2 separate regions of the Homo sapiens genome follow, and region 1 is linked to region 2. A link is a contact called in ENCODE Hi-C or POLR2A ChIA-PET data. All regions are on one chromosome and are shown on one strand. The core of a region is the stretch at or near the end of the contact, and the rest is flanking DNA. Distances in the headings are between cores, read along the strand shown. Region 1 holds the start of DNAJC9-AS1 (DNAJC9 and MRPS16 antisense RNA 1). Region 2 overlaps ASCC1 (activating signal cointegrator 1 complex subunit 1).

What was found. A loop is a pair of places that touch in the nucleus more often than their neighbours do. ChIA-PET counts read pairs that join two places held with the same protein, here RNA polymerase II (POLR2A). Pooled maps may share reads with other maps.
Region 1: a loop to region 2 is called in a pooled map, with 6 times the contacts of the local background. The contact joins the promoter of DNAJC9-AS1 here to the enhancer-like site in region 2. A Hi-C loop is called at or near these places in 1 of 37 single-sample maps with no recorded cell type and 2 of 50 pooled maps. POLR2A ChIA-PET finds 5 or more read pairs at or near these places in 1 of 52 experiments (A673).

The regions. Positions count from the first base shown.
Region 1 is chr10:73,245,985-73,249,186 of GRCh38, reverse strand. It overlaps DNAJC9-AS1 (DNAJC9 and MRPS16 antisense RNA 1), which reads right to left and starts at 1,820. Exons shown (of 4, transcript NR_038373.1): 1 at 1,804-1,820; 2 at 737-894. DNAJC9 (DnaJ heat shock protein family (Hsp40) member C9) reads left to right here and starts at 1,932. Exons shown (of 5, transcript NM_015190.5): 1 at 1,932-2,177; 2 at 2,359-2,499; 3 at 3,011-3,202. The coding sequence starts at 1,998. MRPS16 (mitochondrial ribosomal protein S16) reads left to right here. Exons shown (of 3, transcript NM_016065.4): 3 at 1-338. RefSeq lists enhancers at 1,686-2,025, 1,291-2,490 and a silencer at 2,226-2,375.
Region 2 is chr10:72,171,703-72,175,040 of GRCh38, reverse strand. The region is part of intron 5 of ASCC1 (activating signal cointegrator 1 complex subunit 1); the gene reads left to right. Among named protein-coding and RNA genes, the nearest start is that of ANAPC16, 43 kb to the left of the region's middle. Within about 2 kb of position 1,677, at least 5 of the 41 ENCODE cell types and tissues checked have a DNase peak (open chromatin) inside an H3K27ac peak, as active enhancers do; they include A673, where a contact is called at or near this core.

The DNA.
Region 1 (3,202 bases), core at 571-3,070, 1.1 Mb before region 2:
CAGCACTTTGGGAGGCTGAGGTGGAAGGATCACTTGAAGCCAGAGTTTGAGACCAGCCTGTGCAACACAGCAAGACCCCGTCTCTACAAAAACTTAAAAAATTAGCTGGCTGTGGTGTTGCTCACCCATAGTTCCAGCTACTCGGGAAGCTGAGGCAGTAAGATCACTTGAGCCCAGGAGGCCGATGCTGCAGTGAACTGTGATTGTTCCACTACAGTCCAGCCTGGGTGACAGAGAAAAGAAAAAGAAAACATTACATAATTTGGCTAGAGCATAATAATTTGATTTTCTGGTTTTTGAAAATTTGAGTTGCAATAAAAGGATATTTCAGTGTGCGATTTCAATTTTCCGTAGCAAATGTATATATAGAAAAATGTTAAAATAGATGTATTTGAATACCTTAAAAAATACAAGAAACTGGAAGAAAGATAATATTGCAAAGCATCTACATATATCCTAGGCCTTTTGTGTACAAGGTTATTTGTGACAATTGTAAGGTATTATGAAGGCAGGTAGGATTATCTCCGTTTTACAGATAGGGAAGCTGAGGCCTAGAGGTGGAAACTTGCCCAGTGATGTAAGATTCATCTCCCGGTTATGCCCTCCTGGAAAGCCCTTCCCAACATATTATGTTGTCCATAGAGGGAAAAATGAGCAAAGACAGATGGCTTAACTCTGGTGTGTGACTAAGATATAGGAAATTTATAGAGGAGGTTCTATCAATGTGCCGACTTACTTTGTGTTTTATGTTCTGAGAACGATTACCAGCCATCTCAAATTCTGTGGTTGTCAAAGCTCCCCTGGGGTTGTTGCTGGTTGGCCCCCACTTGCTTTGAGACTTTGATGCCAGGGCAGGTTGAGAGGAACTGACTTCAGCTGAGTTTGATCTTGGATCTGGGAAAGAGAAATGCTTTGAAAATCACGGCAACTCTGGGAAGTTTAAAAGATATTAATGTATCCTGGAGAGTTTGAGGCTTTGCAGAAACTTATTGGCAGAGCAGAATGATTCTGAAAAATGCTACATCAGTGAGGGGATATTTGATAAGGTATTTTCTGCCAACTCGGGTATTCACTTAGCATTGTTTATCCTTTAAGATATGTATACACATACTTCCTCTGTGAGTTTACCCTACTAACAAAGTTTTATCCCCAGCCTCAACCTTGCTTTGGGTCTCCAGGCCCAAGTTTCTCACCATCTCTTGGATGATTGCTCCAGCCCACTCTGCTGCCACCTGGGATCCAACATGTTCAAACCCAGCTGTGAACTTCACAGAGTATTAAAAGAAAGAGCCTTTGCTTCAGCAGTTTATGTTATTAAGACGGAGGCTTGGGTCATGTTATCTCTCTCCACCAATGTGTAAGGTGAAAGTCCTATTAGGTAAGAGTTTTTGGAAGACCCGTGTTTTGTGCTTTTTGGGTTTCAGTATAGGGTTTTTTCCTACAGGGCTAGAGGGAAAGTACCCCAGCATTTCCAACCAGTGGGGTGCAAAATTATTTGGGTCTACAGCTTTACCTATTCCTTTCAAGAACATTTTTGAAAAAACACATCTGTTAAGTTGAACCATGTGTAACTGCTGAATGCTGATGTTTGGCCGTTTTCTACTTAAAAAAATAGGCCAGCAGTTTGTAAATTCAAGCTAATATATGAACTTTTTGAAAAAGTTGTTCTTGGACACTAAAAGGTAAGACGGACGCCAGATTTCCAGAGCAAGGGGAGGAGAGACCCGAGCAACATCACTTCCCTGAAGACCTAGCTCCTGCGCGCGGCCGGGGACTGTGACTCCACATGCCGGCGTTACTTACCCGGGCCCGCGCCTGACTCGCCACACCTCATTTTGCGGCCGCCGTAAAGCGCGGATGCGCGGCGTGGCCACGCCCCTTCAGTGCTTGTGACGCAGGCGCCCTGGGCTTTTTGGGCGCGAAAAAGAAGCAGTCCTGGGTTGTACCCGGCGCAGCTGGGAGCGGCTGCTTCCTCCGGGGTCGTATCTCCGCCCGGCATGGGGCTGCTGGACCTTTGCGAGGAAGTGTTCGGCACCGCCGACCTTTACCGGGTGCTGGGCGTGCGACGCGAGGCCTCCGACGGCGAGGTCCGACGAGGCTACCACAAGGTGTCCCTGCAGGTACACCCGGACCGGGTGGGTGAGGGCGACAAGGAGGACGCCACCCGCCGCTTCCAGGTATGCAGGGTCCCGCCCCGAAGCCGACCGGCTGCGCGGGCCTCCCCCTAGCCTTTTGGCTACCGGGCCCCGCCCCGGGGGAGCGCGCTGAGCTCCGCTTGGCGCCTTCTGATCTTTATTTCTCGCGCCGCCGTTTCGGTGGGAGGAGCAGGGGTGATTTACGGATACTCTTTGCCCTCAGATCCTGGGAAAAGTCTATTCCGTTCTCAGTGACAGAGAACAGAGAGCAGTGTACGATGAGCAGGGAACAGTGGACGAGGACTCTCCTGTGCTCACCCAAGACCGAGACTGGGAGGCGTATTGGCGGCTACTCTTTAAAAAGGTAAAGGACTCTGGAGGTTTCTTTGTGACTGTTACCATCATTCAATCAACAAACCTTTATTGACTGCCTCTAAGATCTTGTATTTTGTGTTAATTTTGTAGGAATTAGGAATTTTGAGTTTGGCCTTGAAATACAGATACACGCACGCTTACTGAAACGGGCTTTAAATTTCCTGTTAATGTGATTGTTGCACTGAAAAGGGCCGATTTATTTTTTTTGCCGGATGCGCTTTATTTTACATATCCAAATGTAAGTCCTGATTCCGGATCACCTCTCACTCTTGGAAATTTCACTTAAATTTCCCTTCCCTGGTCCCTAGTTAGCAGTTAATGAAGATTGGATTTAAAAAGGAGGACTCCGGAGAAGCTTAGGCATAGAAAATCTGGTTCAATAATTTCAACTCAAGCAACTGTTGTATTGCAGCAATTCAACACCCAACTCTAGTTTTACTAACGTACGTTTTATTTAAAGTAAAATTCCCAAAGTTAAAGCAAATCTCCTTTATCATCAGATATCTTTAGAGGACATTCAAGCTTTTGAAAAGACATACAAAGGTTCGGAAGAAGAGCTGGCTGATATTAAGCAGGCCTATCTGGACTTCAAGGGTGACATGGATCAGATCATGGAGTCTGTGCTTTGCGTGCAGTACACAGAGGAACCCAGGATAAGGAATATCATTCAGCAAGCTATTGACGCCGGAGAG
Region 2 (3,338 bases), core at 428-2,927:
GATTTGGCCATAAAAAAAGAAAGAAAATACAACGAGTATAGGGGAAGCATGCATATTTTCTCTTTTTCTTTGCATAGAATATCAGAAAGTGAATTGGTAGATCCCTCACACATAATCTATTTTGTTAGCAGATAATTATTTAGGTTTTGTGGGAACATGTAAAAAGTTTGTAGGTCCTTTGACTTACAGGTAAACCAGGCCACCTCCCTTATTTTACAGAGGAGGAAGCCGAGGCTAGAGAAGTGACATGACTTGCCTAATTACAGCTGGTTTGTGACAAAGTTAGAATTAGAACCCTAGGCTCTCTACTCCAGGTTAAAGGCACAAACGTTTGTTATACCTGGAGTTCCTAAAAGATGATATATGTGAATATGATTTGAGAATTATTTTTTGTCTCTGGCAATTGGCATGTACCACCAAGGCAGAGAGCTATAAATTATTTACATTCTGGGTGCTACACATTTGGATCAGATTCTTCACTAGCATGTAGTGGAGTGTGAGCTTACAGGTCTATGTCTGGAGAGAGGCCTCCCTTCTACTTGCTGACAGCTCTGGCAGTTGCACCTGTGTTGTATCCCATCTCATGGAAAGGATGGTTGAGCTTTAAGGAAGCAGAGAATGCTTCATGATGGACCAATCCATACTGCTGTCTACTGCCCTTTTCCCCAAGCTTGATATGTGTAGATTTTATTATGTCTTGTTAATTGTTCCTACTGATAGTATTATTAGCAGTTCTGCCCCACTCGAGCCCAGGGTGCTGGATTAAAAGTGATGCCAGTGAAGGGCCTGTGATGATGTGGTGACTGCTAGTGGTAAATCATGAGCTGCAGTTTGAATGAGAGGGCTAAGCTCCATGCACTCAGGACTGATGAGTCAGGACATGACCTTGAACTCGGTGAACTGTGACTTAGGCATGTACATAAGTTTTCTTTAGAGGAAGCTTTCGCATGCATGGATGAGGCCTTATTTAACAAGAAAGAAACTGAGGCTTAGTGATGTTGTGACTTAGTCATAAAGAAACATGTTTATTTTCATAAACAAAACTGCCCCAGGAAATTCCTGTTACTTCACTCTTTGCTTCTCCCTGCTGGGTGGAAGGTCAATACCATTAGAACTTTCAGGCGCCAGCCTGGGTGGCCAACCTAATGGAGTAAGATAGTTCCAGCTCCAAGTAATGGCAAGCTTGGAGCAGGGCCCAGTGTAATTAAACCCCTGCAGTAAAGAATTTGATGTTCGTTGGTCTTCATTCATCTCAGTGAATGGGCTTGGGGCAGGAATATGATGATATATTCCGAGCAAAGAAAAACAGTGGCTCTAGAGATTTATGCCGTTGCCTTGAAGGTTGTTTGGTTCCAAATTAAATTTAGATAATTCAGTAAGAGAAAAGTTTCTCTTGGTAGATGGCATTGTGAGGTAGGGCAGAATTTAGAGCGTTTCTCCATTCATTAAAAGACTGTCCAGTGGAGTTACTTGTAAATTATATAGTCTACAGTAGAGTTAAGGATTATTTGAACCCTTATGACTCATAATTCCAAAAAGGACTTTCGATCGTGTGACCCTTAGGTGTCCTGTCTGTACCTTGTCTTGCTCCATTGCCTTCTGTGTGTTTTGTTTCCCAGTACTTGGTGTTTTGGTGTTTTCTTGGCAAGTAAACTCAAGTTGACTAGAGTGCTAGGCTCCCAAAGGGTAAGGCAGGGAAAGCAAAGTTGTAGAACTTCCTTTTTCTAGCTGGGTATTAGAGCAAATTTATGCAAGAGAAAGTTGAAGAATAAAGAGAAAGAAAAAGGAAGAAAGAGCAATGGAATATCAAAGTGACTGAGATAGTAAGCTGGGAATTTTAAACCATTAGGCCATTTTCCCCTTATGTTTCCTAGTCATTTCCAGGTCTAGAAAGGTACTTGTGTGCACTTTCAGGCCTTTAGAATTGAGTCTGGCTCTACTAGTTAAGTCTTGATTTGGCATGCTAGTGACAGGGCATTTCTTTCCCTCATTTTTCTCTCTCTAGTCACTATATTTTATATATAAAAAAATATAAGAAATATATATATAATATAAAAATATTGTATATAACATATATAAAAATATAAAATATAATATATAATATAAAATATATAATATATAATATAAAAATATAATATATAATATATATAATATAAAAATATAATATATAATATATATAATATAAAAATATTATATATAATATAAAAATATAAAATATATATTATATATAATATAAAAATATAATATATAATATATAATATAAAAAATATAATATATAATATAAAAATATATAATATATGTAATATATATAATATAAAAATATTATATATAATATATATATTATATATTTTTAGAGGAACTAGTGTAATTTTACCTTTAAAACATCTCAACATTGGGCTGGGTGCAGTGGCTCATGCCTGTAATCCCAGCGCTTTGGGAGACTGAGGCCAGCGGATCACTTGAGGCCAGGAGTTCAAGACCAGCCTTGTCAACATAGCGCAACCCCATTTCTACAAAAGAAAAAGAAAAAAAGAAAAAAAAGCCCAACATCTATAAAAGCTTAAAAACAAACTGTTTCCTCTTTTATTTGTGCTTAGAGTTTTTCTTTTTTTTTTTTTTTTTTTTTGAGACTGAGTTTTGCTCTTTTGCCCAGACAGCAGTGCAGTGGTGCAATCTTGGCTCACTGCAACCTCTGCCTTCCGGGTTCAAGCGATTTTCCTGCTTCAGCCCTCGAAGTAGCTGGGATTACAGTTGTGCACCACTAGGCCTGGCTAATTTTTTGTATTTTTAGTAGAGACGGGGTTTCACCATGTTGCCCAGGCTGGTCTCGATCTCCTGACCTCGTGATCCGCCCGCCTCGGCCTCCCAAAGTGCTGGGATTACAGGCGTGAGCCACTGCACCCAGCCTTGTGCTTAGAGTTTTTCTAAAAAAACTTCAAAATTGTTAAATGTAACACACATCAGAAGACGATACAGAACAAATGGATGCTTTTATAACCACCGTGTAGGCTGGAGATACAATCTTATCAGCACCCTAGACTTCCTTGTCTTGCCTTTGTCTTCTTCCCCTGAAGGGTAACCACTGTCCCAACTTTTACAGTAATCACATCCTTAGTTTTCTTTAGTTTTATCACCCAAGTGTATTTCCCCAAAGATGCCTTAAAAAACATTTTGGGAAGGGGGCATGTGACAGGCAGAACAATGGCCCTCCAAAGATATTCACATCATAATCCCAAAACCGGTGACTATTACCTTTTATGGCAAAAGAGACTTTGAGATGTGATAAAGTTAAGGATGTTGAGATGGGTCTTTATAAGGGAGTTGGGCTGGGCGCGGTG